Regions from separate parts of the Mus musculus genome. Here all the other regions are linked to region 1. Evidence: chromatin loops called from intact Hi-C (ENCODE). Cell type or tissue: left cerebral cortex. All regions are shown on one strand. Each heading gives the region's core, and the rest is flanking DNA. Links, peaks and the distances in the headings are about the cores only.

Region 1 (10,402 bases), core at 4,073-8,072:
ATGGACACCAGATATTTCAAATGGGCCTTCCTCAATTCCCACAACCTCCATGCTATTCGTAGAGCATGGCCATCTATCTATCTGCCCCCCCCCCCCCCCAGAGTAGGGTGATAAGTGTGCACAGGCCACCCAGCCAGTGACAGGGAGGCGGGGCTCTGGCTGACTCTAATGCGTGCTCATGGTGGTGGGAGGGAAAGTCTATCAGTGGCCCAGCCGACAGGGTCACCCAGTCAGCTCGGGGCCATCTGTTTGCACCCTGCCCTGACCTCAGCAGAATTCAGCAGAAGGTACCATCTGGAGCATGAGGAAGGATACCCCCAGAGGTCAGACACAGAGGCCTGTCTATAATCTAGAACAGTCCCTCAGAGGTGGTCCCAGGGAAGGAGGCCTTGCGGACCCGCTAGCAACTTAGCACTCCAATGGCCCCTTGCAGCCAGAGACAGGAAGAGGGCCAGAGGACATTTCCTATCCCTACCTACCCTGATGTGAGGCAAGCTGACTAAAACCCAGCCTGTCAACTTCCTTTTCCAAGCTACCTTCTACAAGAGCAGCAGTAAGAGGCAGAAAGGCCACTCCCCGATGTAACGGACTCTGGCCAGTGTGATGCACCATGCCTTCTTCTGGGTGGAGCCAGGCCCAGCTCCTGTGCTAGAGCAGTTACTCACTTGGAGACCCAGACCTGAAAGCTGCTCTCTGCGTACTAGAAACGTGTACAGGTTCGGGGATGTAGGAGATGTCAGCAGGCCCATTCCGTATGGATCACAGTGCTGAGACCAGGCCTGGTGACCGAGCAGACCACTGGTCAGGGGGTTGTCCTCCCACCTAGCGTTTCCCAATTAGCTGGAAGCTCCCTTGCTCTCTCCATTTCCCACGGAATGGAGAGTCCATAGCAAGGACACGGGAGTGCCCACCATCAGACACCTACTTAACCCCTTAGTGGTCAAACAGGTGTAAATAAACGAATCAAAGCCCACTTCTTAATTTCTTCCACAAATAAAGAGGAAGGCTGAGTTAATCAAAATACTTAACAACAAAAAGAAGATCAAGAGTCTGAATGAGGGATTAATAGAAGTCCAGAGGAAAGAGACATGCAAAAGCTAGATTTTATGTATAAATATATATACAATGAGAGACACAGACCCTTTTAGGGAAATGTATTTAAAAATTTATAAAGCGATCAAACATACACTCGTTAGAACAGTTCTGTGCACTCACGCATGCCTTTAGGAGTGTTACGGGCCAGGTCACTTGCCCTGTAGGAGATAGCTGGAGGACAGTGAGGAGGCCACAGCGTGGGGGGAGCCCAGCAGAGACACCCTTCAGCCTGAGAACACAATGCAAGTGACCACAAAATGAGCCGGGACCCCAGTGCAGAAGCACTCGAACTGCCCCCACATCCTCCCTGGAGGCCTGAGGCCCAGCCATCTCTGGAGAAGTTGGGTGTCAAGGTGCCTGGGCCAGTGTCTCTCCAGGAGACTTGGGGCAGAAAGAACTTTTCCACTGGGTAGATTCCTGTTCCCTAATGACATCTTATTTTGCTTTGAGTTGATGTTGGAAGTTTTCTTGAGGAAAAAAAATTTTTTTTTCATCAGATGACTCAAAAAAAAAAAAAAAAAAAGCAGCGAAGACAACTTATGGTGTAAAAGAGTGAAACTAAGCAATGAGCAAGAAGCTTAGAAGTTACACATTTCATTGTGAGTAGTAGAGAACAGAGGAAAAGACCCCTCCAAAAAGCGGGAAAAAAAAGTGAGCGAGGTGGCAGGGCCCAAAGAGCAAGTCCCAAGATGCTTTGCTGGTCAGAAACTGGAGACTTAAAGATGCTGCATTGAGGAGATTAATGGTGCGCTCTCTTGTAACAGGGAGACAGGAATAAAGCGAGAAGCAGGTTAGTAGAGAGGAGAGCAGGCGCTGTCCGTGGTCCCGAGAGGGTTAGAGGTGGCTGCATTCGTTTGGTGGCTGGGTGCCAGCGCAGCCCCACAGGGCACGGACGCGAGTGTACACACAGAGGCCACGGACGTGTCTACTCAGACAATGCACAGGAGAGCTGGAGAAGGCGGTCACTGCTGCACAGTGCTGGAGAGCTGGAGTTAGTACGGAGGTTTAGAAGAGCTGGCGGGACAGAGGCGGTGGGGTGGACGGGCGCAGGCTCCCTGGCACTCTTACCCCGTTGCTCTGAGTGGACTGCACGGACTGCTCGCTGGCCGAGGAGCACGTGCTCATGCGGTCTGTGTCCTTGCTGGGGGCTGCATGGCGGTGCGTCTGTCGCTGGAGGGAGTCACTGTCCCCCGGGAAGGTGAAGGAGCTTGGCCGGCTGGCAGGGGAAGCAGGAATGGAGCTCCAGAAGGAGCCCCCCTTCTGCAAGGGGCTGCTGGGAGGAAAGGCCTCCTTGCCAAAAGGAGAAGGGAACGTAGTGGAGAGAGGAGAGTTCAGCGGTGAGACGGCCCCAGGTCTAGTCTTGCCCAGAGGCAGTGAGCCCAGGTTTCCCCGGGCATCCTTGGTGTTTCCGTCTTGGCTTGTACCGGAAGTACTCCCCGGGGCCTTCCGGGGGCTCTCCATCACCTTCATCTTGGGAATGGGTTCTGTTTCTCGCTCATGACCTTCGGAGTCTCCACTCAGGGGGAGCCTGCTGGGCTGGCCAAGGCTGGCCTCAAGGGCCAGGCTGCTGCTGGGGGTAGGCAGTGAGGGGCTGGGAGCAGACATACCTGACATCTTGTCTGCCTCTGCCTGGCTTGAGGCTGCAGAGGAGACCAGCATGGGGGGGTGGTGTCTGACAGGCTGTGGGATCCTGGAGGGCCTGCTCCTGCTCGAGCTGGGGCCACTGCTACAGCTGCTGGGGCCACTGCCATGGCTGCTGCTGCCTCCGCTGGAGGCCCCGCTGCCGCCGCTGCCCCCGCCCCCGCCGCTGCTGCCCCCGCTGCCACTGCCGCCGCCCCCACTATGGTTCCTCTGGTACTCGATGGGTGATGTCAAGGCTGTAAGCAAGCAATTCAACAGAAGAAAGTCAGATAGGACACCAAGAAAATTCCAGAGTGTGTTTGTTTGTTTAAAAAGGACACACACAACCAAGGCCACACACAACCAGAAGGGCGTGAGAGTCAGTGAACTAATTCAGGCAAATGCTTATGGTCATAGGAGCCTACTCCTACCCTAGGGGTCAACATAATTTGTCGGTCAGGTCAGTGAGCTAGACGGCAGCCTGGGGCAAATGCCAGGCAGATTACTATCGGCCAACGGTGCCACCTACTTAAGGTCTCTGTTCCTGACTTTAGAATGTCCTGCAGAGGGTTTTACTGAGACGGGGACATTGCAACATTTCTGTGGTCTGGACTTAGAAACAGAACGTGCATATGCAGGAAAGGTCGCAGGGAGGGCTGATTCAATACGTATTTAACTCTCAAGTGTATTTTCTTCGTTACCCACCAAGTTAACGAAAGAGTGGGAGCTGACCGTCACGGGACTATTGCAGATAGGAGGAGCCGAAAGATAACTGCTGCTGGCTTTTCAGCTGCGCTTGAATCCCTGGAGGGACAAGTCTCTGTCTGTCTGTCATTCTGTCTGTCTACAGGCAGAGTCTTGCTATATAGCCCAGGCAGGCCTCGCTTTTGGCTTCTTGAGTGCTAAGATAACAGGTGTGCACAATTGCATGTACCCATGACGTGCTTTTTAATTGGGTATATAATGCACTTGCCAGTGATTCTGGCATTTTTGATCCGTGCCATATCCTCAGGATCGCCTCAAACTTCTTCTTCCTACTGTGTCACCTCCTTTTCTATTGTGTCACCTACGCATGGCAGAATGTAACAATGCATCTCGAGGAACGCTCAATGAAGGTGGAGTGGCCACTCCAAACCCTGACTGCCACCAAAACCCTGTGACATTCTAGACAAATTATCAGCCCACTGTGCCTCAGCTTCCTATAGCAGACAGTAAGCTCTGTTGCTACCAATATGTAATGCAGAGCCCTGAGACACAGAAACATGTGCCTTAGAGAAAGAAGACACAGCCAGTAAGGGTACATCACCGTTTAAAAAGTTGCGCTGGTTTTCTAAGATTTGGTTGATCTCATGGATCCACGTTTGCCGGACGCTTGGACTGGATGAATGCAAAACGAAAGTCTCCACGGCATCGCCCGTCCTGGACGTCAGGGCGAACTTACAGGGATCGCTCTCCACATTTTCCTCCAAGCAGAGGCAACTCACCTTTAAAACAGCAAGTCGTTATTTACAACAGCTATGACACGGGCATCCTGAGTATTCACCAATTAACTGGAGGTTGGTCGGCAGAATACACCTGCTGCGGGGCCTTTGGTACACAGCTTTAATGCGAGAGGGAGGATGCTCTGACATGCACTGCAACAACATGGTCAGACTTTTGAAAAACTATGCCAACTTTGCTCCCTCACAAGGATAGATATGTGAAGCTCCACAAACACGGTATCCTGGAAGCAGAAAGAGGCATGGGATTGTCAAGGGTTACTGGGAAGGGACAGTGGGGATGTTGTGTTTAATGGGTGGAGAGTTTAACTCTTGCAAGATGAAAGGACTCCTGGGTCTGAGGATAGTGGCACAACACAAAGGTACTTAATATCAATGAGCAGTTCCTAGAAAACACTTAAAATGGCAGATATTATGTTATATACATTTTGCCACAGAAATTAAAAGTATGAAGTGAATCTCATCCTATATTGATTGACATGGCAACAGCTACTTTTTAGCTGAATTCTGTTAGCCTCAGACACCATCACAGGTCAAGCATTCCTAAAACCCTGTTCGGTCTTGAGTGACCACCCACCGTGAAGACAGGAGCTCACAGACTACTGCATAAGGTGCCTTTAGGCTATTTGTGTAAAGTGAGCATGGCACACTCACACTTTGTGCTTAGAGCCAAAGGCTGCAGAGATGGTTTCCATGGTAAAAGGCTTGCGGCACAACCTGACTTCATCCCACATAAATGTAAAGGAGAGAACCAACTCCACAGAGCTTTCTGTCTCGCATCCACATGTGCAATGTGGCATGTGTGCCCAAATGCATATACCATGTACACCCATAAAGATACCTGGATACCATTGCTAAGTTGCCAGTGTGTATACGTATATAGTAAATATTTTTTAACTTAAAAAACCAAAAAGGTCTGAAACCAGAAAGACTTTGTCTGCAATGCTTCAGTAAAGAGTATTTAATCATTATCAGGAAGGATTTCAAAGCCATTTAAAGTCTCAGGTGCAAAGGCCGTTAAAAGGCTTGACTAATAGCTGAAACAATTACCTAGTAATTATTTCAAAACCTCTCCTGCAATTAGCCAGCACTCATTCTTCTCCAAAAATAACTCACCAAGCAGGGGTGGCACACGCCTATAATCCCCATACTCGGGAGGCAGAGGCAGGCAGATCTCTGAGTCTGAGGCTAGTATGGTCTACAGACTTAGTTACAGGACAGCCAGGGCTACACAGAAAAGCCCTGTCTCAAAGTAAACACATATTAAGATGGCCCATCATGTGAAGGCACTTGTCACCAAGCTCAGTGACCTGAATTTGATCCCAGGGGTCCTGTGATGGGAGAGAACAGATTCCCATGAATTCTCCTCACTTCATTCACACTCTGTGGCACACAAGCACAGACACAGCACATAAAAATAAGCAAATGTATTTAAAAAAGAGATTAAAGTCTCAAATATCAAAACGGATATGCAAGTGTATCCGATGTTATGATGAAAGTACAGAGAATCACCTCACAGAAGCAGCAGAGACATAATATAATGCATCAACAGAACTTCTAAGGTGCTGGGGTGGCTGTCTGTCCACAGACTTGTGAACAGAAATTCTAAAGGGTGGGTCGGCATACGGCCATGCCTTTGGAGGAAGCCAACACTAGGGTGGCATGAGACAAAGGGTTACTTCAGGCCATGGAAGCTCTTCTTTTTTGCCTGGCTCTGAAGCCTTTACAATAGGCCCTCATGAGCAAACGATCACATGGCTCAAAGGCTGTGCCCACAGATCAACCTTGCCCTGGTGCAGGCACTTGAAACCACTGGACCGTATGACAGTCCAAGCAGCGAGCTTCATAGGAGAGAGCGCCATGCCTCACCAGTACACCATGAAGCCAACAGACTCAAAGGGCGTATGCAGTTCCTCGGCACCTGTGATGACGACCCTAGTGTTTGTACAGGAGGCCCTCATAGAGAGGAACACATCTTCCTACTGAACTCTCCTGCACAGCTGAAGACATGGCAAGAGCTTGGGGAGTTGGGGGTGCAAGCACACATCTCCTAGGGACCACCTGCTGGCTTCGGGGCTCCTCTCTGTCATTTTGTCACCCTTGATTTGCCTCCTTTACAGACTTAGGATCATACTCATATAACTATTTTCTGTCTGTTCACCTTTTTCGGCCACCAGAGGGCAAGCTACCCTAGGGCAGAGAGGGTAGCTGCCTCATCTCTGGCGCTCAGTGACTGGAAGAACCCTCAGGATCCCTCTGTTGAATAGAGAATGAGACACTTAGCTGGCTCTTTTCTTTGGCCCTAGGCCAAGACTCTGAAGGTGAGACTTGGACTTGTAAGCTAAGTTTTACACGGTCTCCCAGAGGGCAGCGGTATGTATACTACCCAATGGCTATAGTCACATAGGTATTAAATAAAGTCTGACAGTGTGGCAGACAGCAGCTCCAGAGTACAGAAAGCAGAAAGAGGCAGGATGCAATTTTAAGATTCAACAGTGTACTAAAATGTCTTGTAAATACTTAATAAAACGAGCATTGGAAATGCCTCCGTAAGCACAAAAGTTCTTAGCATGACAGATATGTGTGCTGGCACATGAAGCTCGCAGGCGTGCATTTACCTTGATACTGTTCTTGAACAGAAATCCTGGCATGGAAAAGCCCTTTTTTTTATCAAGTGGTTCGCTGAATATGACGATCTGTTCAAAGAGGAAAACCCGCCTCTCTTTGCATCGAGGCAGAAGTCCTGCGTCTTGATCTGTGACCAGGAATGTGTCCTGTAAGAGCAGTTTACCCTGGGCAACAATTTTACCCTAAAACAAGAAGAGGGGAGGGAGGGAAGAGGGGGGGGGCATTATATTCTCAGTGACCAATCATCTGTTTCCTTTGGCTCCTTCCCACAGAATGACACATTCTTCTAGTAGCTGCAGAGCTTATTCTTTTACTGTGATGAATTAATTCCTAGCTCCAGGCAGAACAATTCTTTAAGTTAAAAGTCTTGTCAGCTCTGGGTAAAACCAGCGGCCTCAGAAGCAGAGGGCAAGAACAGACTTCTTTAGGGATGATTCTGACAAAAAGCAAGCATCCCTCTCCCGACTTGTCAGCAGAAGTCTCCACAGTTCAGACTGTGGGCTTCAGTCTGAGAAACACAGGCTTGGGACATTAAGCTTTAATGCTCCAGTGAGCGGGTGGCAAGGAACGCTAAAGCACCTCCCACCTTCTTCTCAACTGGAGGAACAGCTTCTGGTCTGAGTTTGCACACAGAAAGAGTTTGCAACCTGTACAGGTTGGTTAGACTCAAGAACCCAGTGGTCCTGAAATCAGCCTCCCAGGGATGAGAGAAAGCAGGAGCCTCCATCCCTAGCTTTTGTGGCTTTAGATGCCTGGAGAGGATGCAGAGGCTGTCAGAGACAAAGCAAGGCCCTGATCACCTCACCTCGAATGGCCGCAGGCAGAAGAAGGCTCCCCAAAGCAAATCAAAGGCCCCGAAAAAAGATGGAAAGAAAGTTAGTCACACTGGAGAGTGAGAGGGGAGAAAGGAAAAAAGAAAGAAAGGAAGGAAGGAAAGAAAGAAAGAGAGAAAGAAAGAAAGAAAGAAAGGAAGGAAGGAAGGAAGGAAGGAAGGAAAGAAAGAAAGAAAGAAAGAAAGAAAGAAAGAAAGAAAGAATGTATGTGCATAGAAATAACCCCGGACAGAGGAAAGGGATGGGAAGCGGAGGGCCCCTCAATAAACAATGCATTACGTCAAATCCCTGCAGCCGCCCGACGTTCATCATGTCATTACAGCGCTTCGGCACGATGCACATGACTTCTACAGCTTTCTGTGGGTGGAGAGAAAGCAGAGCTAGCGTCCACACATCTCCCAGGAACCCGTCAGTGCCCACCTTCCACTGCACCTCCAGCTTAAGTTTCTCTCCCTCCACACCTCCAGAGTACAGATGCGGAGTACAGACACATCAGAGACCCCACACCCTCAGTGGCCCCTCCCAGGAACAGACCCCACGCCAGGGGGGGTTTGCAAGAGAGCAACAGAACCCTAAGTACCTCTAATTCGGATGTGTCCAGGCTAGCTTTTTTTGAGTACTTGAGGAAGTCCTGTGAAGAAACGAAGAGAGAGATGTGGTGAGAGTGATGGGCGGGGGCAGCTGGCCCCAACTGCCCTTCCTGCAGTGGGCACTTTTGGTTCAGGTCGTTCACAGTCACATTCCCTCCTCTCAGAACCACACACAAAGGCATCCTGATGGTGAAGCTGTCCTTGCTTCCCAGTTTATTCTGAGATAGCTGTGGCCTCTCTCCATGTGCAGGCCCTAAGTTTCATGTGATGTCATCCCTGGTGGTGCTTTCTAACTTAAAGTAACCCGTAGCTCTCGCTAGGCCATATGGAAAATCGAAGTTTAGTTCTCTTAACACTCTAAGAAGACGGGCTGGAGGAATGGCTCAGCAGTTAAGAGCACCGGCCACTCTTGAAGAGGATCCAGGGATACCAAGCATCCACACTGTGGCTGGCACCTGTTAGTAATTCTGGCTTCAAGGGTTCTCACGCCCTTTTGTGGTCTCCATGGGTTCCAGGCATACATGTGGTACACAGGCATGCATGGGGTAAAACACTCAAACACATAAAATAAAATAAAATATAAAATCTTTTAAAAAAATTCCTAGAAGATTAAAAAATTAGGCTGATTATGGTCTGTAGAGATGGCCCATCAGCTAAGAGTGGGGTGCTCTTCCAGGGGACCTAAGTTTGATGCTCAGCTGAACACAGCAGCTCACAACCATCTGCAATTCTAGTCCCACGGGACCCAATACCCTCTTCTGCCCTCCAGGGGCACCAAGCATATGGGGTGTACAGACATACAAGAAGGCAGAACACCCATACACATAAAACATACATATATTTAAAAATGAGGTTGATAGAGCTGAAGAAAAATCACTAGCAGTCCAAGGTATGTGGCAGACAAACAAGAACTTGGCTCAGAATTTGAGAGGAGTGAACTGTTGAAGAACAGTGTAAAGAGTTACTTTGAAACACTTGGAACCAGAAATAGCAAGCAGCTCTGCAAGAAGGCAGTAGAGCGGTCTCCCACCAGGTGGAGGTGTGGGCGGTGAGGGAAGTCCCGCCCACTGAGCAGAGTGACCAGCGACTCTGCTCTTGCCCCCCTCAGCCCTCACCTTCAGGAGCAGCTGGTACTTCATGATTCTCTGCACCGGTTTGATCAACAGATCAGTGAGCTGCAGTCTGTGGCCCAGGCGCTGCTTTAAGTCCTGGGGATTTTAAGAGGAAAACAAAACCAAACCACCTCAGGTGTTGTTTGTGAAGTGGCAACATTTTGTTCCTTATAATTATAACTCCAGCAGTCCTGTGAAACCAAGGCAACAAAAGCTTCCCATCTCTCAGGATTTAAACATTCGGGTTGAACCTTCCTGAGTGGATTTTCAGAGACGTCTATTTACTTGAAGGCTTCTTCTTTCTGTCTGCCTGACTGGCCGCAGGGCTAGAGAGATGGCTCAGCAGTTGAGAGTGTTGGCTGCTCTTTAAGAGGACCCCGGTTCAGTTCCCATCATCCACTGCGTGCTTATTATTGCCCATTTGCCTGTGGTGGTTTGAATAGGAGTGGCTTTCACAGCCTCATGTGTTTGAATGCCCGACTTATGGGGCATGGCACTATTAGAATGGATGTCACTGTGGAGGAAGGCTTTGAGGTCCCATAAGCTCAAGCCAGGCCCAGTGTGGCAGTCTCCTTTCTCTGCCTGCAATATCAAACTCTTTCTCCAGCATCATCTCTGCTTCCATGCCACCATGCATCTCACCGTGGTTATAATGGGCAGAACCTCTGACCCTGTAAGCCAGCCCCAACTAAATGTTTTCCTCATAAGAGTTGCCTTGGTTATGGCCATGGTGTCTCTTCACAGCAGTAAAACCCTAAGATACTGCCCAACTGCCATAACCCTAGGCAATCCAATGACCTCGTCTGACTTCCACTGGCACCAGGCATACAACCACAACCACCACAACCACCAAAACAAAACAAAAGTCTGGAGCCACTTCCCACGCATTACAGGTAGATGAACTGAAGACCGTAGGCTTAGCACAAAGCGCTTTTCCACTGAACTCTGCTCTGAGCCATTTAATATTTCTGTAAGTCATTTATTTTATTTTGAGATAGAGTTTCGTTACGTTATCCAGGGTGAAC
Region 2 (10,402 bases), core at 4,179-8,178, 57 kb after region 1:
TTCGTCCACACACGGGAAAGCTCTCTCTGAGGTATAAATGTTCACAGCTGAGTCTAGTTTCACACTCAAAAACATGTTGGACCGTAAGCTGTGTGACTCAGTGTCTTTTCTTTTGTGTGAGCTGCATCTTTATCCTCCTGAAATCACCATACACACACGTATGTGTTGAGACAGGACACCTGGTCCTCACGAATCACAGGCATTCTCCCTGTCCAACAGAGACTCATGGAGATCCTTTAAGCAGCTTGTTCTTCATAAGCAATCAGACAGTTAACACTAATGGCCATAGAGCTATGCACTTAAGGAGGATGGAAATGTAAGCTGTTTGGACAGCGCGTTAGGAGAAAAGCCTCCAAGACTGAACTGGGGAGCAAACCTTCTTCTTCCTCCTGCCTGGATGGGCAGAGCGCTAAGACTCTGGTCCGCTAGGAAACTATGTCTAGGGATTACTAACAGAGAAACAGACACGCATAATGGTCGTGTCTTTGCACTCAGGACGTCTGTGGGGTGGAGCATGCAAGCCAAGTTGCTTATTTGACGTTGCCAAAGGGGTCTGACTGACCCAAAGAAGGACAGGACTGAGCCCTGTGAGAAAGCACTGGCTCTCGGCTTAGCTCCCTCACTGCTGCACCCGACAAGCCCAGAGCTCTTATGGGAAATGAGGCTCAGCATTAGGGTCCGGGTGAGAATACACACATGCGCAGTAGGCACCAACGGTTCTGCACACAACGACACCTCACCAATCACAATGGCATGGCCCCTCTCCCTACACAGCAGGTAGGAGGATGGGTTATAGGCTGATCAGAGGCAGATCAAGGCACTGCGCTTCTTGGGATGGCAGAGGCCTTTAAAGGACATGTATCCTTTTCTGGTGTCATTTTTACTTCCTACCCCTTTGCTGCCTGGACTTTCTGACAATGGCCTCTGGTCTGCTGGATGGAAACTCTGGTCAAGGCTACATTTTCTGGGCTTGACCTCAGTGGGATTGTCTGTCAGAAGCCCACCGAGAACCCTGAAGGTGAGGACTCCCCCGCCTCAGCTACTGTTCTGCTGCTGTGCGAGTCCTGACACCGAGGGAGCAGACAGACAGCCTTCAGTTTTCTTGTGAGAAAATGAAAACAAATCAGGAAAAGGATAGAACCGAAAACCGAGCCCTTACCCGCCCACTGTGCTCACAGCAGGTACAGCTGGCTGTAAGGACCGGATGCCAGAGGCCTGGGAGTGGAAAGGCTGCCATTCAGAGGCTAGACCTCACTGAACGTGTTGAGAAAGAAAAAAAAAATGGCCACTTATTAATACCAAAACCCAGCATTCACTGGAGTGCTCAGGACAGAGTCCAGTGTGCGGAGCACAGAGACGTCCCTCCCCTCAGCTAGGCTGCAACTGTGGGTACCAGGAAGTAGAAAGTGCTCGGCAGGAGATGCTCAAACAAACACAGTCTTTCAGTACAAGAGCCATGCGCAGCATGTTCAAGTTCACCGGGGCTCCACAGGAGGACAGAGAAACTTTATTTCCAGCCCAAGCTCAAGGGCTAGAGTGGATCAGGTAACCCAGGCCAGCTGTGGTCTAGGAAGGTGGAGTTGAGCGCTGGGGGGCTTCTCCCTGAGCTTCCCGTCACAGAAAGGCCTACACTGAACCTACAGAGTCTCCAGAGGTGAAAATCGATACTTGGCCTTTTCCTGGTCTCATTTATCCTGTGCCTCAGTAAGTGTCAGTGTGCTCACATGCAAGGCCTTGGGGACCAGAGCTCCGCTGTAAAGAATTAGCTGGGCCAGCTGGAAGCCATGGCCTGTGGCAGTGTCATTCAACTGAGGGAATTTAGCCACTGTTGTCTAGAGGATGGTACCAGACTGTCAGGACGACTGTGGGGAGACCATGGAGGGGAAGTGGCTAGCCTATTCTACAGTCAGTAGAAAGGAACCTGACGATGGCAGAGTAGAGTGGTGTTCTCTCGGATAAAACCAGCTATGTTCCCCAACGCTGGAACTATCCATCTTCCGTCCTGTACAACAGGCTGGCGGGGCCGTGCCGCCCACTGCACCTGTAGATGAGCCACACACCAGTGCTTCCACACAGAGCAGGATGTCTCCAGAAACGTCTCACCAAGATGAATGAGAAAGCTAGCCTCCTCCACAGACGCAGAGCACTAGCTGAGTCTGTCAGCTTAACTCTCTACTCACCGTACTGGAGAATGTCAAAAGAAATGCTAACTTAAACAATACGGTTTGCTTAGCCCCCTGTCGGAACGTGGCATTTCAACACACGGTAAAGAGTATACAATAGCGACACAGTGTCTTTCCCACAAACTCTAGTGTGCTTTCCCATCTGCAGCACACACACCTCCATTGGGACAAGCCACTCTTAACTCAAACTCAGCAGCCTTTGGCCCTGAAGCCTCCATGGCGAGCATTTGGGGTAAAGACTTTGGCAGTCTCCATAGGAAGGCTGACACCCACAGAAGGGCGGTTCTGCGCTGACACTTTAGTCTAGAGGAGATGTCTGGGAATAAATACTACATGCTTTGCAAATTTAAAGCAGATCTCCAAAGGCCACCTCTCAGCTCAGGGCCACCGAAGGCCTACGAGGGTAAGCTCCATCCTCCCCGGGCATGCTACCATGGAGCTCGGGTTATGCTCAGACTCCTCATTTCCACAACTATGAAAAGGAGTGGCTGAATAACTCAGCCCCAAATTTGGTCTCCAGGAATTTAATGGTAGCACAGAAATTTGAAGATCTGACTCAAAGAGGCTGGGTCCAGTCCCTTTGTCCGTACCTGCTGCTCCCTTCCCTTGCCTACTTCAAGGCAGCCAGAGGAATCACAATGCTCCTTCTCCACTTTCGAATGGCATCGGCCCGAGAGAGTCTCCCTTTGAAGCTGATGCCCTGAGTTACTCTTCCATCTCAGCAAAGGAGGTTAGCTTTGTTAAGGGGAGGACTCCTGACTCCATTGCAGAGCCGAAGGACCCTGACAGGAGGGTCCTGTGTGCTCAGCTGCAGGGCAGACAAGGCCTCACCGTGCTCTCGCTGCCCCCGAGAGGGGATGGCTTACCTTTGTGGTTGAAGATGCCCTCCATCTCCATGCTACTTCGGGAGTGGGCGATGCACAGTGAGCCACAGGGCACGAGGCCTTCTGCTGCAGGGGACCTGTCAGTGGTGCGCACCAGACACCAGTCGGGCTTGTCGTGAGGCCGTTCCAGGACCTCCACTGTCTGGCCACGCCGGATGGTCAGCTCATTGCTGTTGCAGGCTGTGAAGTCATGAATCACGACCGTCAGCTCGCAGCCACCAGAAAGCTGGGAGGGACAAAGAAAGAGGGACAGGTCAGCAAGCAGAACCACGTAGATGGACACAGTTACGAACTTGGCTAGGAATGTCACCTTCTGCCGGGAACTCTGCAGTAGGGTTAAAGGCGTCACCAGAGTGGGGCTAAGGCTATGTCCTGACCCCCACCCCCTTTGGAGCTGTGAGGTACTGAAGCTCCTCCCCTCATTCCCGATGCTGGGATTTTTCTGAGGGGTTCACCATCAGTCCAGCGTGATTTCTCACGTACTTCCAAATCCCTCTGAACCCGGAACATTCTAGTTCCCTCTATAAAAACACTACACACTCATTTTAAAACTCAGAACAAAGTAATAAAACTGCCTAAAGGCTGGTCAGGGAAAAATCATGAAACAGACAGTAAAGCGAGATGGAGCTCTGAGGGGTTTCAAAGCTGTAAGCGAGCACCCCCGAGCGAGTGCCTCTCACCACTCCCCAAGCATCTCAAGATCAGGAAGGGAGAGGCTCCAAAGAGGGACTGAATGGCCCCTAGGCACTGGCCCTGGAGTGCTTCTCCTCCAGGCCCCTCAGAGGTCTTGGCTCCGCCCCATTCCTGTGTTCCATCGCAATCATTCCCAAAGAATCTCTGCAGGCAGTGCTTGCCAGCTCTCTGTACATTAGATGCGGGCATACAGCACTGTTTGAAGCAGTGCTCGCCAGCTCTCTACATTAGACGCGGGCATACAGCACTGTTTGAAGATGGGGAGTGAATGTCTCAGTGGCTGTCTAGAACTCATAAAGAAATCACAGCAGACTTGTGTTCGCATGCCTCCTCCGTGTGCCTGCCTGGCTCTCCCACAGCTGCTGGTGCTAACCCTTGAACTCGTGACCCCAATTCTCTCTGCTCGCTGTGCCCACTCCCATGTTCTCTTCTGGCCCAGACTAGTAGTACTTAGGTCTTCTGCAGCACATCGGTGAACACACACACACACACACACACACACACACACACACACACACACACACAGAGCTGCATCTGAAAAGCAAGAACACGGTTCTCCCACTACGGTTGTCCCCACTTGGCCTGTGTCCTGGTAGGTTGATCCTCTGGACTGTTAGCTGTTTGGGGACAGGACTCATCAGCTCCTATATAAGAGCTCTGTGACTGGCTCTCTGTCCTCAAGCTATCCCCAGGTTCCCCTGTGCCTGTTTCTTCTCTATCCCATTGGATAGCCTCAGCCTCACGCTGGTATTCCCAAGACACAGCAGCTGGTGGTCCCATGCTTCCGATTTTTCACCCCACCGGGGAGCTGGGACACGACTCATAATGTCCCTGCTTGTGTTTCTCTTCCGGCGTTGCTTTCTGGGCGATGCTATCACCAGCAAATTACCCAACTTAGATGCATTTCCCTCCTCCTCTAGAAGTTGTCAAGTGGACTCGAGGGTGGCTTTCTAATGACTTTCTTCCTCTGCAAAACCCCACACTGGTTTTGCACATTTGAGTTTCTCCAGTGATTCTGATGCTCTCAGTGTGTGCCCCCAGGCCTCTGCTCTGTCCCAATGGGACAATGCTGCCAGGGTAGCCGCTCACAGTCATCTATAGGGTGGAACACAGGGCTCCCAAAGGAGGAGCTAGAGAAAGTACCCAAGGAGCTGAAGGGGTCTGCAACCCTATATGTGGAACAACAATATGAACTAACCAGTACCCCCAGAGCTCGCGTCTCTGCTGCATATGTATCAAAAGATGGCCTAGTTGGCCATCATTAGGAAGAGAGGCCCCTAGGTCTTGCAAACTTTATATGCCCCAGTACAGGGGAACGCCAGGGCCAAGAGTGGGAGTGGGAGGAGAGGGTATAGGAAATTTTCAGGATAGCATTTGAAATGTAAATAAAGAAAATATCTAATAAAAAATTTTAAAAAAGCATGGGTCTTCCTCTTCAAAACCTTAGGTACATTTTTCTTGATACAGGCTTTAAATCCCCATCTGCCTTGCCAGGTTTTTGTGCAGACAGTTGCTTCTGAGACAGGTCCTGTGCATACGAGGTCCACAGTGCCATCCCTGTGGTCAGATCTCCTTGTGTCCATTCTCCCTTCAAGTTCCCCATCCACCGTCTCTGGAAAGTTGTTCCCATTTTTGCCATCCTTAGGGCTTTTGCCTGAAACAATTTATACTTCAGTTCTGAAATGAATAGTCCTCTCTGTCTCTCTGTCTGTGTTTCTCTCTCTCTCTCTCTCTCTCTCTCTCTGTGTGTGTGTGTGTGTGTGTGTGTGTGTGTGTGTGTGTGTGTGTGTGTCCCCTCCTCAGTAGAAAGCAAAGCAGGTCTGTGTCACTCTTATGAATCTCTGTGTCAAGACTAAGGGCAAAAAGAGGCTTGCCACCACCATGGCAAATAGAAGAGGGTCTGCAGGTCACTGCAAGGTCTGTGTACCCACGAGGTGCAAAGCCCACAGAACATTTGGCAGGCTGTAGGAAGCACTCGCCCACACACGGTTCTACGCTCCATCCCAGCTCTTTCCATCATGAAGATCCAGACAAAACGAGCCTTGTCACTAGGCCACAACTGTTTTAAGTTCCCCTCTAAATTTTTATAAACTCCTTTGTGGGAAAGCCATGGTAACATTTCCATTAGTCCCTGGACAGATAAAGAAGCCATATAAGTGCTGAAAGTTGAGACCGAGCGAGCTTGGGAAAGGATTTCTCTCACACAACCCCATGATATGGAAGTGGTTAACTCCTCAGCAAATAGTGGGGGTGCTCCCTTTTCCAGCCACAACAGAGTCAGCTGATGAAGCTTGGCAGGATCGGACGTGCTGCAGACCAAGCCCTGCTGCTTGTGGGCCTTGGTGGTCCGGCCCCAGTGCCCCCATGTCTGAGGGCAGCCAGCTCTGTAACTGAGCAGTCCAGTTAGAACTCCAGGCTCCCCCCAGTGGTCCATGTTGCTGCTCTGGGAAGGAGCCCTGAGCTGGCGGCTTCCCCTACCAGAGTCTCATTAACTTGTCAGGCTGCTCAAGCAAATGTAGGGGTGCCTAGTGAGGGCTGCCTAGGAAGGGAAGTTAACTCCACTATATTTTTGGCACTTATGTTTTTTTTAAAGACCTTTGCAGAGTAACCAAAAAGGACTGGGAACATCTGTGTGCTTGACAGATTGTAAGGAAAAAAAAAAAAAAATGGAGCCTGCTCTGACAAAGAATCATACACCATGTTAAAAACATGCAGAGGCTTTCTAGAACTTAAGAACACAGAGTGCCAGAATAATACTGCAAAAAGTGCTAAAATTATCACCCCCACATTTTCCTGTTCCCCAGTCCTCTCCTGCCCATCAGGAGAGATAAGAACCTACAATCAAGGTTAGGAACTAAATGTTTTGTTCCCTGAGAACAAGTATCCTGTAGGCTTCTGTTTCAAGCTTTGCATTTACGTATTTAAATGTTAGTCAAACAATGCAACTGCTGGTTACCCACCCCCACCCCAATAAAATGGCACAGTGCATCATTGGGGAGAGCTTGCTGGGCTAGTCACTGTTATGGTCCTCCACAGACATTACAATTGGGTAGGGCTATTGATGGCTTTTTCCATGATAGCTTGCATAGCCCCTTCCTATGCTGAGAGCCAGCTCTGGGGGTGGAGGCTTCCAGACCAGTCCCAGATCACTTCCTTTAATTGCAGTGTCCAAAGTACATGATATCTTCTGCAACAGGGACTTAGTGTCAAGTTCTGAGCCACAACCATAGGCAAGGACAATATCCCACGGTGTTTATTTGAGGGTCTCTTGGACCCTCAAAGGGAGCTTTCTTATGCCTGGCACTGGGGTTTTGTTATATCACCCACTACTGCTCTTGGGAGGAGCACTGTCATCCATGTGGCATGACTCGAGTTACACTATACATGTGCATGTGCGCACACACTTTTTACTTTTTCATCTTATTTATGAATGGGTGTTTTGTTTATATGTCTGTGCACCAGTGCATGTGGTAGCCATATAGGCGGGAAGAGGGACTGTCGTTATAGTTGTGAGACACCATACGGGTGCCAGAAATTGAATCCGGGTCTCCTAGAAGAGCAGCTAAGCCACCTCTCCCACCCCTAGCTTATGAACTTTTAAGTAAACTTATAATGTTTCCTTGTGGCTTCTTTAAACACCCACAGTGTTATTTATCTCTCCTTCCTTCCTTCAACTTTGCATTGAGCAACAAAACATCTCTTTAAAATGAAGCTTGCTAAGATTTTAGAAGACATGTTTTTGTTGTTTCGGACATTTGTGATAACTACTTTGAGGAAGCAATGCAAGTCCTTATTGATATCAATCACTCAATTCCTAACCAGAAGTTTAGGTCGCTGACCATGAAGATTTTGGAGCTCTTAGCCACCCCAGCCCTGATGTCATGACTACGCCGACCGCCACCCTACCCGTCTCATTCATCTGTGGCTGCAGCAGCTCCCTCTTCTGTGCCAGCCACTTCCCATGGAGTCCCCACAGCGCTCTCTTCACTGTAAACATTTTATAGACTCTGCCCCGGCTTCCCTGGCATATCTGCCTAGTTCAGGAATGCAGTGTATCACATGGCTCACATTAACCCTTCTGGAAGTCACTTCGGAGGTCAGGAAGGCAGTTTAAAGGCATCCTTCAATTTCTCACTACTGTGGTAAGCAGTATGTGTGAGAAAACAGCTGGTCTCACATGGAGCACAGCCGCAGAAATCACCAAGGATGTTATTTCTCCCCGAGTCCTGCCTGCCCTTGGAGAGGGCCTCTGGGAGGCACCAACGACCTAGACCAAGGGCACGAGCAGATTCAAAGCAGGCTTTTCCCTGAATTCTGTCAGGATAATGGAAAATAAACAGTTTATGGCCTTTCCACCCCTTCATCTTCTGGCCAAAATCTTTTGTACTTCAACAATCTTTGTAGAAGTCTGTCTTTTGCTTTCCAAAAAAAATCCCAAACTGGATCATCTTGCCGCCTTGTCTCACCCCATGGCTGAGATGCCCATGCAGTGGATTTGGTCATGGGCTCCTTAACATTTTCACACCCCGACCCCATGCACTAGAACAAGGCAGTTGTGTGTTACAAGAACACACAGTTTTAAAAGGGCCACAGTTAACACCTGGCTTGAATTACTAAGCTCAGAGAGCTTTCTGCGCAGGGCGCACTGACGAGGGCTGGAGAGAACCGGTGTGGTGGGTGAAGCCTGAAGCCTTCCTCTCTCAAGTGATTCTGTTTCCAGGAGACGATCAACTGCAGTGAATATCTGGCCAATTTTCAAGGGCAATTCAAAAGGAAAGGCGGGGGTGGAATGGGGTGGGTGGGATGTGGTCTAATAATGGCCAGTCCACCTACAGAACAAAGTGTTTCGACTGTTGTGAACAGTTGTAGGCCATAGCTCTCTACCTTCAGTCATTCAGAAACTACACAAAAGAGTCCTGTGGCTTCACGCAGGTTTCACACAGAGCAGAGCAAACTACGATTACTTGGTTTAAGGGGATTAGAGAGTACAGTTCCACTGCAGGCCATGGACACAAAAGCAGAGGCAACCACAGGCAGCCAGAACATACCCATCATGCCCCAGGTTCTCACTGCTGCTGGGCGGCTTTGTGGAGGCTGGCAGATCAGCTCCCACCTTAACAAGTATGGAGAACAGTCTTCTAGGCTCACACTGACATGGAAGCCAGCTTAAGGCCAAGTTCAAGGAGATGTGCTCCAGAAAAGTCTCTGCTTGGGGTCTAAAAACGTTTAAAGATAGGTTCTGACATGGAGGGCACTCACAGACACCCGTGAAATCCTATAAATGGTTAACATAAATTATTAAAAAATAATTGTTAGTAAGAAGCACCAATCTGAAGAACTGATACAATTCAAGATCCTCATTCACCTAACTGTGCCCCTCAATAGGAAGGGAGGGAGGGTCAATCCCAAGTCTAACTCTAAGGCTTATTCTCTTATTTAATGGTAATGATGGCCATGCCGAATAAACTCCCAGGAAAACATACGTTTTGGTTATGTTATATTTCTAATCAAATGTATCAGGAACTTCCTTCTTGGCAATGTGAAAATACTTGACAAAAACAACTTGAATGTTTTTGATGAAAGGGTTAATTGTGGCTCACGCTGTGCCAAGCATGTCCATCCTGGCGTGTGCGTGCGTGTGTGCACGTGTGTGTGCATGTATGTATGTGTGTGTATGTATGTGTGTGTATGTGTGTATGTATGTATGTGTGTGTATGTGTGTGTATGTGTGTGTGTATGTGTGTGTGTGTATGTATGTGTGTGTGTATGTGTGTGTGTGTATGTATGTATGTGTGTGTGTGTATGTGTAGGGGATGTGCTGTCACATCACAAAGTGGCCGCTCATACCATGCTCACATTCAGGAGGAGAGAGGTGAGCACTTATTGTTGGCTTCCTCCATCTCTCCTTTGAGCCTGGGACGCTGGGCTACAGGGCAGTGCTGCCTATATTCCGAATTGATGCAACCCCATTCAGTTAAAGCTATCTGGAGACTCCCTGACAGGAGTGTTCAGAGTGGTGCCTCCTAGGTGACTCCAAACCAGCGGACAATGCAGATCTGAACTGGAGTGAACAAGCAGCTGCCTCTTCTCAGGACTCAGCCTTTCTACTCTCTAGGAGTTTTTACTTTCTTACTTTATTTTTCTTTATTTTATGGCAACTTTTAAAAAGTCTTCTAAAAAATACTTAGGAACTAGAAGGAAGAAGGAAATATATTGCACAAGGAAGCCCACAACAGCAGCTCAAAACTATCTCTGAATGACTGAGTAGTGACCAGGTAGGAGGGTGAAGCTGATATATCAGCAATGGAAGCCGGAGGCACCACCAGCAAGGAGCAGGAACCTCCTCTTACCACAAAGACAGAGACCGCTAACATATATGCAGGCTCCTTTAACACTAAGCAGTGTTATAAAGATGGTGTACAGGCCCAGCACTCTCAGTGCTATGAGCTGAGCCAGGCAGCGCTAGCCCCACTCACACAGGAGGGCGCTGGGCACAGAGCAGCAAAGAACAAACCCAAGGGCACATGTTGGAGATTGGTTCCAATGCTTTGATTCAATCGGGAATCTACATGCCCAACCGCTAAAGGTCCTTTTCCCCCATTGGTTTTTGATTGAGCAATAAAGATGCCAGTGGTCAATGGT
Region 3 (10,402 bases), core at 4,144-8,143, 72 kb after region 1:
ATGCCCCAGACAAAAGATAGATCTGTCTTTCAGTGGTCATCGCTGTCAAAGCCAAAGCCAAGCCCAGTGATCTATAACTTTCTGTGCTCTGTGTACCTCGAATTCTAAGGGGAAATTTTGGGGCCCACATTGGAGAATGTTAGACACCTACCTCAGACAAGCTCCGCATTTATAGGTGGGGTTCTGGGGAAAAGTTATGTTAAATAATAGATTCTTTGGCTTACAGGTACATTTTAAATAAAGTATATACTGTCTTCCAAGCCTATGACTTGGAAACCATGTGACTGACAGAGACAGTGGGCAGGAAGAGTGGACACATTTCTTCTGGGCTCTCAGCAATAGTCTTGCTCTAACCTCTAAGTCTCTGCCCTGCCATGAAACCTGACACCACTCCTAGAACCTGATACTTGTCTTTAGATGCTAAGGACATTGATTGAATATACATTGACTGGAAGGGGCAGTGCCGTTCGCAGCTTACCTTATCACTGTCCAGTGTGTTCTGAGATGTCCTGGAGGCGATGGAAATGGTGTCGGGCTGGCTGCTGCCATCCCCTTGGCTGTCCAGGTCTTCTCCATCCCTAGTGGAACACAGAAACACTCAGTTCCCAGCACTGCAAGCTGGTAGAGGCCACCATTTCCTGGCTGAATGAGACCCATGCTGGCTACAGCTGCTCCTACAACCAGCTCCTACACATGCGACCAAGCCACTCTGGTGGCTTTTTTTCAGAGCTGTTTATTTTATTGTGTGGATGACTCTTTCTCTTGGACGACTGAGTGAGCACCATCTACAAGCCTGCCGCACACAGACATCAGAAGTTATCATATCCCCAGGAACTGAAAAGTTAAAGATGGCTGTGAGCCACCATATGGGTGCTGGGGACAGCACCCATGCCTTCTGCAAGAGGAACAAGTGCTCTTAACCACTGAGCCACCTCTGCAGCCTCGTGCCATTCTGTGCTGAGTGCAGTTTTTGGCTTGGCAATCTGGTAAGTGCCCAACATATTTTTCCCACTGAATTCTCAACATAGTAAACTCCCCCAACCCGGGTTCATTTCCACTTGAGAAATGAAAAACAAAACAAAACCAAAACAAAATGAAAAACAAAACAAAAACGAATGCTTCGATGTTTTGGGTTGCATGGGGGAAAGAAGAGAGAAAGAAGAGGTCTTTGTTTGCTTTTAGCCAGGGGAGCTTCTTGTCTCCCTAAAGCAGTGCATCTAAGCCACACAGGCTCCAGGTATTTGAGGAAAACAGTGTAATGTCGTGTGTCCCCTCCCTTACAGGTAAGCACTCTTGGGAGCCCACCACACTCACCTCCTCCCCTTCTGCCTTGCTGCCGGAGCTGTTTTGGGGATGTGAATGGGCTCCTTCAGGGCTCCTCTCAGGTGCACCGTCCTCTCCTGGATCACCTCACGGATGTGCTTGATCCAGTCCTGCTTGTTCTCGATACTGGATGCCTGTGCAGGGAGGAGAGCCATCAGGACAGTGTCCTTCCCACAGCCTATGCCCAGCGCAGACTGGCTTCTCCTGCTCCCCGGCTTCCCCACCTCCCAAAGAACTCCCAGAAAAGCAACCGCACCTCACTTAATTTACTATCAAGCAAATGACTCTAATTTTACATTTTTTTCATTAAAACCATAAAAAAAAAAAAAAACGTGATTACAGATCTCTTGATACTCTGGTAATCGATCGTCATTCTTCAGTACCAAGAGCTGTTAAGTGACCCTGGGAGCGGGGTTATAAAAACAGGTCCACTAGCAGTCTGAAACCTCAGTGAGGTCGCTGAAGTATAAGCTGTGTTTTGGTCAGTGTCAAGGAAACCCTCAGCAGGGATGTGGACGAGCCCTTGCCCGCTGCTTGTCCCTGGACTGCTAGGGTGACCACTGCTGGCCTCCTCCACTGCCAGCTGAGGCACCTCACATGGCATAGCCTACTCAGCCCACAGGAACTCCACAAAGGAGGCCTGTAGGGGTGGGTAACACTGGACATATGCCCAAGGCCACAAAGGCACACATGGGCAGTCATTTGTGGGCCCACCTCAGCCGCATAGCAATTTTAGGAACATATTCCCTTGAAATGTCATGGGTAGATGGAGAAGCCCTCTGGTGGTGCTAATACCATTTTCTAATTTCCAGCTGAAAACCATTGACCTCCTCTGACATGGACATCACGGTCATGAGGTTGTCCACGGGGCACGGAGGAAATCACCACGAGGGATGGCAATGCTGCGCTTCCCCCCCATCCCCCCACCAGAATCTTGTTTCTGGAAATGCCAAGCCATGGTCCACTCTGGGAAGAGTCTGAGCCAGATGCTCTTTCTACATAAGCCGTGTTGAATGTTCTTCAGTTACTTAGAGTAAAGGGGGAACTTTGAAAATCTCACGTCTATCAGAATGTACAGGCCGGACACAAGGGTGGAGATAAAACAATGAAGGATCTGAAAAGGACACTCAGTGCAGCCTGGAGATCATCAAGGAAAACCGTGGCCATGCTGCAGAAATAAAGAAAACTGCCCTGCAAAATGACTATTCCATCGATGGCGAGTAACTCAAAAGCACACACTTTATAGAGACAGTGTCAAACAAATGGGTCCATTCAGTAAACGGGGTAACTAGTATACTCAGGGAACGTCAAACTGTGAAAGGACTCAGAGACAGTTTTCCCTCCTGCCTTAGCAAACAAAGACAGTCATTGTGTGCTGGAACCACGAGGCCACCACCACAGTGGCCGTCCCTTCTGTCACCGTCACCATTGAGGACCTTGAGGACTTGTGTCTATATCCTCAGCAATTGTACCACCATAAAGACCCTCACTGCGATGGACACCACTGTCTCCACCTTTACTGTCACCAGCGTCAGCGTCATCACACCCTTACAACGCAACCATCTACACCACCATTTCTACTAACCACAACATCAGCAACAAAATCTACACCACCACCTCCCTCTTCATCCCCATGCAATACCACCACCTCAAAGCCATCAAGATCAAAGTACAGGCCACTGCCATTTGACCCTCCTTGTAAGGTGAAAGGTATTATCCAAACGCCTCTAATTATATTGAAATGTTTTAGTTTTGAATATATTTTAACAACCTTAAACTATAGAAAAATTTAAATGATCTAAAATGTACTTGTTGGTACACTTAATATTTTATGTGGTTTTTATGTCAGTCCTAACTAACAAGGGTCCCCAGTTGGGCCGTATGCATTCACTGGAAACAATCCATTGTGACCACAGGAGCAAAGATCTTAGAAACATCGTGGCTTCCATGTGGTCCCTTGGCTGTGAAAGAGTGCTGCTCAGATGAGCAACTCAGTTTCTGGAAATACTAAAGCAAGACTAGAAGACTCGCAAAGGAGATGCAGTAAGTCCAGTCATCCACCAGCATCTCACCACACTCGGGCTCCTTTCAACAGCTTGCAGATCATGAGCATCCCTAAACCATCTCTGGTATTTCCAGACAGACCAAGAAGACAGCATCTGAGTTTTCTAAAATATCGATGAGGTTATCGCATGAGACACCTTTAGAGTTCTTTGCAGTTCCTAGGAAGAGTCAGTATACTAAAAACAGTTTAAATTAAAAGTGAATGAGAGAGAGAGAGAGAGAGAGAGAGAGATTGATTTTTGGCTTCACCAATTCCATCAGAGAACAAAAAAGTCAAATAAAATGACCTGCAATCAGCAAGAAAAGCAGCTTACATCACCACAATAAACGTTCACACTGTAAGCCAATAAGCTGTAAATTGACGTACCTTAAGGACAATTTTATTATCTGAAGTTGGCGTCCTCCCCACCCACAGTGCAAATTTGCAAGGATCTCCTTCAACGTGTTCTGTGACACCCAACTCTGAGGTCTGCATAAAACACAATTAGATAATTAGACAACGGTACGATTTTGGTAGGAGTAGACATGGAAAGAGGACAGCCTCTGGTGGTTGGTGGCCATGTGAAACACTTAGTCCAGTGCTTCTTAATCTATGGATTACAACCACCCCCTTGGAGGTCAGATAACTCCTTCATAGGGGTCGCCTAAGAACACTGGAAAACAGATATTTACATTAAAATTCATAATAGTAGCAAAAATACAGCTATGAGGTAGCACCATGAATACTTTTGTGGTTGGGGTCACCACAGTGTGAGGAGCTGCACGAAAGGGTCGGGTCAGTAGAAGGTTGAGAGCCTTAGGAGGTAGGAGGAAAGCCGGGGTGGACACGCGCGGGACACACTGTTCCCACCCTGAGTACTTCTGGAGATTGCAATGCAGCTTCATCAGCAGGATGTGCTGAGGAAACAGCCCAACCTTAGACACAAGCACGGGCTTTTCCTAGTCCAGAGAGGCTCCCACAACAGACTCTGAGCATACCTTGACAGAGGGCAAAAGGGCTAAACTCTGACTTCATCTACATCCTTAACTTTTAGTATTTCATCATGAAAACCCTGCCTGTGGACATATCCACAACAGGGCATCCTCCCCCCATGATGGAATCCGCCCCATGCCTCTCCCTCCAGCAACGGAAGTGACTCACAGGTTGGAACTGCAGAGGCAGCCTTGGTAGGAATCTTATTTTTTTTAAAATATAAATTAAACTAAGATGTATCAGTTTTTAAAACACACAAGCTTGCCTCCAAGGTCAGATTAAAGCCAGCAGTAAAGTGGCTGCTGGCCAGGATGCACTTATTAATTTCCAGCTGGACAGTGACCTATCTGACGTAAGGCCACAGTGATCCAAATGATAATCACAACCAGGGGACCGGCCAAAGATGGTGGACTGAAAACCGTTACCAGGAATTTTCAGATTCCAGATTATTATTTAAAAAGTTTCTACGCTTGGGAGTCTCTATTCTTTGGAGAGTTTGATTGACACACAAAAATCCCCAAAATTTGTAACATTAAGTCACCTGACTATTAGATACCGAATAATATTTTAAAGAGAGCTGACAGAGAGAGATCTGTGTGGCACTCTGGTTCCTTTATGATGGTAAGCTTGCCTTTATGTTCACTGGTTCTCTCTGCCCAACTCTGCCCAGCAACCCAGTGCTGGCAGCCCTCTGAGCAATAGCCTTGAGAAAGGTCAAAGTGCAGGGGATAAGAGTTTGTCCTGGCTTGGCTTCCAGAAAGCAGGCATGGGCTGGACCCAGCCAGGGCTGGCTAATGAGGAATGGTAGCACAATAGTTCTGGGTGTGCGCCTCTCCCCAGAAACACAATGACGAGCCAAAATATATCGCTAGAACACTCCAAAGGCCTCTGCATGGGCAGGGCTGGGGAGTCTTTCAAATGCTATTTTTGATTACATATTTTTCTGTGATAATGCCATTTTGCTATTATCAAATTTTCAAAAATTTGTTCTTACATTTACTTTGCATAAATTAATTTCTAATGGAGAATAATTAAATCTTCGTTATTATGGATCTGTAGTGAGCGCAGCAAGTAAGGGAGCTTACATACGTTTTGATGTCTGTACTGGCTGGTTTTGTGTCAGCTTGACACAGGCTGGAGTTAGTTATCACAGAGAAAGGAGCTTCAGTTGAGGAAATGCCTCCATGAGCTCCAACTGTAAGGCATTTTCTCACTTAGTGATCAAGGGGGAAGGGCCCAGCCCATTGTGGGTGGTACCATCCTTGGGCTGGGAGTTCTGGGTTCTATAAGAAAAAAAACTGAGCAAGCCAGGGGAAGCAAGCCAGTAAGCAGCATCCCTCCATGGCCTCTGCATCAGCTCCTGTCTCCAAGTTCCTGCCCTGTGTGAGTTCCTGTCCTGACTTCCTTTGGTGATGAACAGCAATCTGGAAGTATAAGCTGAATAAACTCTTTCCTCCTCAATTTGCTTCTTGGTCATGATGTTTGTACAGGAATAGAAACCCTGACTAAGACAATGTTATGAATTAAAAAAATTAAATTGATATGAATCCTTGCTTAGGGTAGGACATCATCTATTTACACAGCAGCAGTTTTCAACCTGTGTGAGGGTTGCTCCTCCCACTGGGGTCACGTATTAGATATCCTGTATCTATATTTACATTATGATTCATAATAGTAGCAAAATTAGTTATGAAGTAGCAACAACAATGGTTCTATGTTTGGGGATCACCGCAGGAACTGTATTGGAGGGTCCCAGCATCAGGAAGGTAGAGAGCCACTGCCCTACAGTGTTTCTCCATCCTGCAGTGAGCAGCTATGGGCTCTAAGAACAGAATCCCCAAGCCCCAAGAGTATCAGTGTGCCCTCTAGTGGACTTGGCTTGCAGAGAAATTAGCTGATGAAGAGGAAATCACAATTCAGATTCACATTTCTGAGCATTTTAGGAGGAAGCTATAGGCAGCAGGCAGGAGGTTTCTGTCCTACAGGAAGGCTGCAGCTGCGGTCTGTGGACTCGAGCTCTGGACGCCATACTTACAAACAGCTTGCTTTTGTACAGGTACTTGCTTCTCCCGCTGGAGTCTTTCACTTCTTTACTAAACACCAAGGACATTTCAAAAAGGAAGAGATGCCGTTCTCGACCCTTCCGAATTAAGGTTTTCGGGTCCCACACTTGGAAGGACTCCTGCAGGATGAGCTCTCCCTGAGACTCAATGTTTTCGTCAAACCCTGCAACATGAAGCAAAAGCAGACCCGACTCAGAAGGCAGCACTGCCGGCTCGCCTGCAAATGCTTTCAACGTGGCTCCACGCTCACCACCCGCCCTCCTAACAAGGGAGAGCTCTTCCTAAAATACTACTTTGCATGTATTTCCCCAAGTTCAAACATTTTCAGGGGTTCCTCATAACTTCCTTCTCTACTTTCCACTCCTATCTGTTGGCTCCCAACATGAGATCTGGTTTAAGTCCCATCTGCTTGTCACTGAATCACGCACGGCCTTTGCTCAGGCGATCACTCCCCCTGACCAGAGTGCCTCCAGTGTACTGCGCACCCCAGCCTCTGATTCTTTTCCTCTGTTGCTGAAATGCCCCTCTCAGACTCTGTTCAGGCCCCAGCCTGGTGGAGCCAACTTTACTAACCCATTTTCTGGGAGTCTGGAATCCTCTGCACGTGGATCTGCCTAGACCGGGCACATGGTGGCCTCCCTGACTATTCTTTCCTTACAATGTGGCCACCAGGACTTAGCAAAGTGGCTCCTGGGTGGAAGCTGCTCTCTCCCTTCTTTTCTGTCTCTTTACTATAAACTTCCACTGAGCCATCTTATGTAAGTTCATCACTCGCCTGTCCCTTCACAGTGAGGAAGAGCTAGGCATCCTAACCCTGGGCAAATGAGAAAATGAATGTATACAGCTAGTAGGGTTCCCTACCCACAGGCTCTTGTACTTGCTGTGAGGTGGAATATGAATGTGGTCCTGCAGGACCTATTCAAGTAGGAAAATACATAGGACAGAAATGAGCCAGAACATAGCCCTTCCCTCTGATGACATCATGAAGAACAGAGGAAGAACAACGAGGATTGCTGGATCTCTGAGTCTCTATTACAGAGTGGCATTGAGTCCTGACTAATAAATTTCTTGATGGTACCAATGACCTGGCATAAACTAGCAAAAGCATTTGGGATGGGCCCTTTGCATTGCTAACCTCGGCAGTGCAGAGGCAGCTTTACTAAATAGAAACATTCGTGCAAACTGGAATTACTACAATCCCTGTTGGATACATTTGTCTCATTTCTGTTCACCATGTTACACACTACATTCAACTGCTTCAGCAGACAACTGAGTTGTGCAAACATCTAGCAATGGCTATGGAAATGGGGAAGTAACAAGATCTTCTATATCCTCGGGTCTATAACCAGTGCGTTCATTCATCATTTACACCTCTGTTAGCAGGAAACCCAGGCAGCATTAAACAAGACTTAAGTGCTCCTGGAGTGTACAATGGCACTGCTGTTACCAAGTCCAGAAAGTGATAGTCGATTCACACAGCATCAGTGATGGTGCTGTGATAGTCGATTCACACAGCGTCAGTGATGGTGCTGTGATAGTTGACTCACACACAGCATCAGTGATGGCGGTGTGATAGTTGACTCACACAGCATCAGCGACAGTGCTGTGCACAGAGGGGGGAGGGGGACGCCTCGGGCGCGGTGTGTCCGGTTACCTTCCAGCATGCTGAGGTGCATGGCATCATTGGCTCGCTTGGGCACGCTGAGCATCACCTCCAGGCCATCTTTGATCTCCCCCTTTCCTTCCTCACAGCATGTGAGCAGCTCCTGGAGAAGATCAACACCGTGAACTCGCAAAGGACTGCAAAACGCTCTGCCAGCCACACCTCAGCAGAATCCATGAGAGCTCACGGTGCTCAGGAAACAAACAAAAAGGGAATCACTCAGGTTCACATAGGCAACAGTGTCTGATCTACTTGAATGAGGACCTGGAGGAAGTCAGATCCCGTCGCCGTTCTGAAAGAAGTTGTTATGCCTTGCCAACCACATCTCCAAAATGAGAAAATAAATGTTACTGGTTTGTAAGGAATATGGAATTGTGACAAGTGACAGCCATCCACAGTCTACCTGCCCTGCTAATCCCACAATGTCGGGGGCTGGCTGGACCCTGAATCAGAATAGCAACACAACACAGACCACTCCTCTGTGCAGGCTCCTTAGGGAGGTACTAGCTACAAGCTACCACACATCTCCAGGGTATCTATGTGTGTCATGCTACTTCCTGACTTCCTGGAAGCTCCTCAGCTCCCCCGTGAGTAGGACAGCAGGAAACACAAGCTTACATCCTGATGGGTCTCTCTCAGGTATTCCTTCATGGGTGCCAGACCGTTCTTGGTCACAGTGACAACAATCTTGTGTATATGATTCCCAAGGGGTTCAGAGCAGTGTGGTCATCAGCTTGGGGGAGGGGGAACTAGAGCAGTGGTTCTCAACCTGTAGATAGCATCCCTTCAGCAAACCCCTATCTCCAAAAATATTTACATTATGATTCATAACAGTAGCAAAATTACAGTTTTGAAGTAGCAATGCAAATTTTCTGGTTGCGGGGGGGGGGGGGTCACTGAAACATGACAAACTGTATTAAAGGGTCACAGGCATTAGGAAAGTTGAGAACCCCTGGTCTAGAGAACTCAGTCATCTGATGGGCACCTTCATGTTTGATCAGATGTGTATGCTTCTGAGGAGCTGGGCAGAAACTGCCTTACAAGTACAATGTGCCTCAACTCCCTCCGTGCAGACTGCCTTCCCACTGGGGAGGTCTGATGGAGTTTACTACTGTTCCCAGCAGAGTTTCTGGGGAAAATGAGAAAGATTTACAAGTAGAAGTGTAATCTTAGTGGACACAGAAGCTGAGAACAAAGCCTTGAGTTCTGAGGGCAACAAGGGACAACGGTGAGACAAGGCACTTGTGCAGACTTAGGAAGCAAAGGGGACAAGACCTGAATGCAAACCAGCAAAACCCAGCCTCCCAGCTTACGCCATGCTCACAGACAGCAGCAGCAGATTTGTGTAGTGATGGCTATCTAGTCACTGAGTAAGACTGTCATACAGAAGTACAGGAGAGGAGGTGCGGTGTGGCTTGGTGGTAGAGTGCTCACCCAACTTGTGTGAGGCCCTGGTTTGATCCCTGGCACTGCACTGTGTGTAAAGGAGGTGGGGGTTGTGGTAGTAGGGTTTTCGAGATAGAAAGGTCTCTTGATAGTACACATCTGTATAAAAGAACACAGCCATGTTTTACAGTTGCTAGGTCTCTCTTACTGAGAGAGCTTTAGACACCCTTAAGCTTCAGTGTCCTACTGCACGCCCAGGGCAGCAGCTGACAGAGCTGGGATTAGTGGACAGTCTACACGCTAATGTTTCAGCGCGTCCTTCACCGGCAGAGGAAATATAGTACCTTTGCCAGACAAAAGTTGTAAATGACTCTTAATGCAGCAAGCAAACATGCATTAACGACATAACGCATCTGTGGTAAGTTTGTTCCCCTTTCTACTGTTGAAAATAATCAGACTTAAATTTTTGCAAGGGCAATTTTAGATCTACTTAATTGCAACAAAAAGCAGAAGCCCTTGGGATCAGTAGGGACATGGTCTATAAAATGGCTAGCAGCCATAGGGAGCGGCATGAGGGCAGAGTGTTCCGGAGTCCATGGAAAACCTGCGCATCAGCCAGGTATGGGTTCAATGCTGGCACATATCAGCAATGATTCTGAGCATTTTTGTGACGCAGGGCAGATAGTCTCCAGACTTTCCAATCAGCGCTGCTGCGGGTTAAACATGTACAGGTGCTGTGTCGGGGTCTCAGCACCAGAGTCTGAGGATGCTAAAGGTCCAAGAGCCAGGAACTTATTTCTCAGTCAAATACCATTCTACATTGCAGACAAGGGCCAGCCAGTTCCTTCAGGGTACAACTAGGGGATATGATCTTAGGTATCTGCTTCAATAAGAAGCTGGACAGGCCAAGAAATGTCAGTGAAGGAAGCC

The links. Peaks named below come from ENCODE experiments on the same cell type or tissue, not always from the same donor. Only the 100,000 strongest peaks of a DNase experiment are listed, where the experiment ranks them.
Region 2: a loop joins it to region 1, with 2.4 times the contacts of the local background. A loop is called at or near these places in 7 of 42 quality-filtered maps.
Region 3: it touches region 1 in a loop (2.9-fold over the local background); 26 of 42 quality-filtered maps call a loop at or near these places.

Annotation. Positions count from the first base shown.
Region 1 is chr15:27,745,758-27,756,159 of GRCm38, forward strand. Trio (triple functional domain (PTPRF interacting)) reads right to left here. Exons shown (of 57, transcript NM_001081302.1): 43 at 9,381-9,473; 44 at 8,256-8,306; 45 at 7,955-8,032; 46 at 6,833-7,024; 47 at 4,022-4,199; 48 at 2,164-2,972. Among named protein-coding and RNA genes, the nearest start is that of Otulinl, 69 kb to the left of the region's middle. In left cerebral cortex, for the core only: a CTCF peak has its summit at 6,385 (motif pointing right); DNase peaks (open chromatin) are centred at 6,426 and 7,378; H3K27ac peaks cover 210 bases.
Region 2 is chr15:27,802,581-27,812,982 of GRCm38, forward strand. It overlaps Trio (triple functional domain (PTPRF interacting)), which reads right to left. Exons shown (of 57, transcript NM_001081302.1): 34 at 3,050-3,293. Among named protein-coding and RNA genes, the nearest start is that of Otulinl, 130 kb to the left of the region's middle. In left cerebral cortex, for the core only: a CTCF peak has its summit at 6,189; DNase peaks (open chromatin) are centred at 5,745 and 6,303; H3K27ac peaks cover 2,413 bases.
Region 3 is chr15:27,817,586-27,827,987 of GRCm38, forward strand. It overlaps Trio (triple functional domain (PTPRF interacting)), which reads right to left. Exons shown (of 57, transcript NM_001081302.1): 29 at 8,078-8,189; 30 at 6,396-6,586; 31 at 3,755-3,856; 32 at 1,315-1,457; 33 at 479-578. Among named protein-coding and RNA genes, the nearest start is that of Otulinl, 140 kb to the left of the region's middle. In left cerebral cortex, for the core only: a CTCF peak has its summit at 6,228 (motif pointing left); DNase peaks (open chromatin) are centred at 4,476, 6,216 and 7,981; H3K27ac peaks cover 316 bases.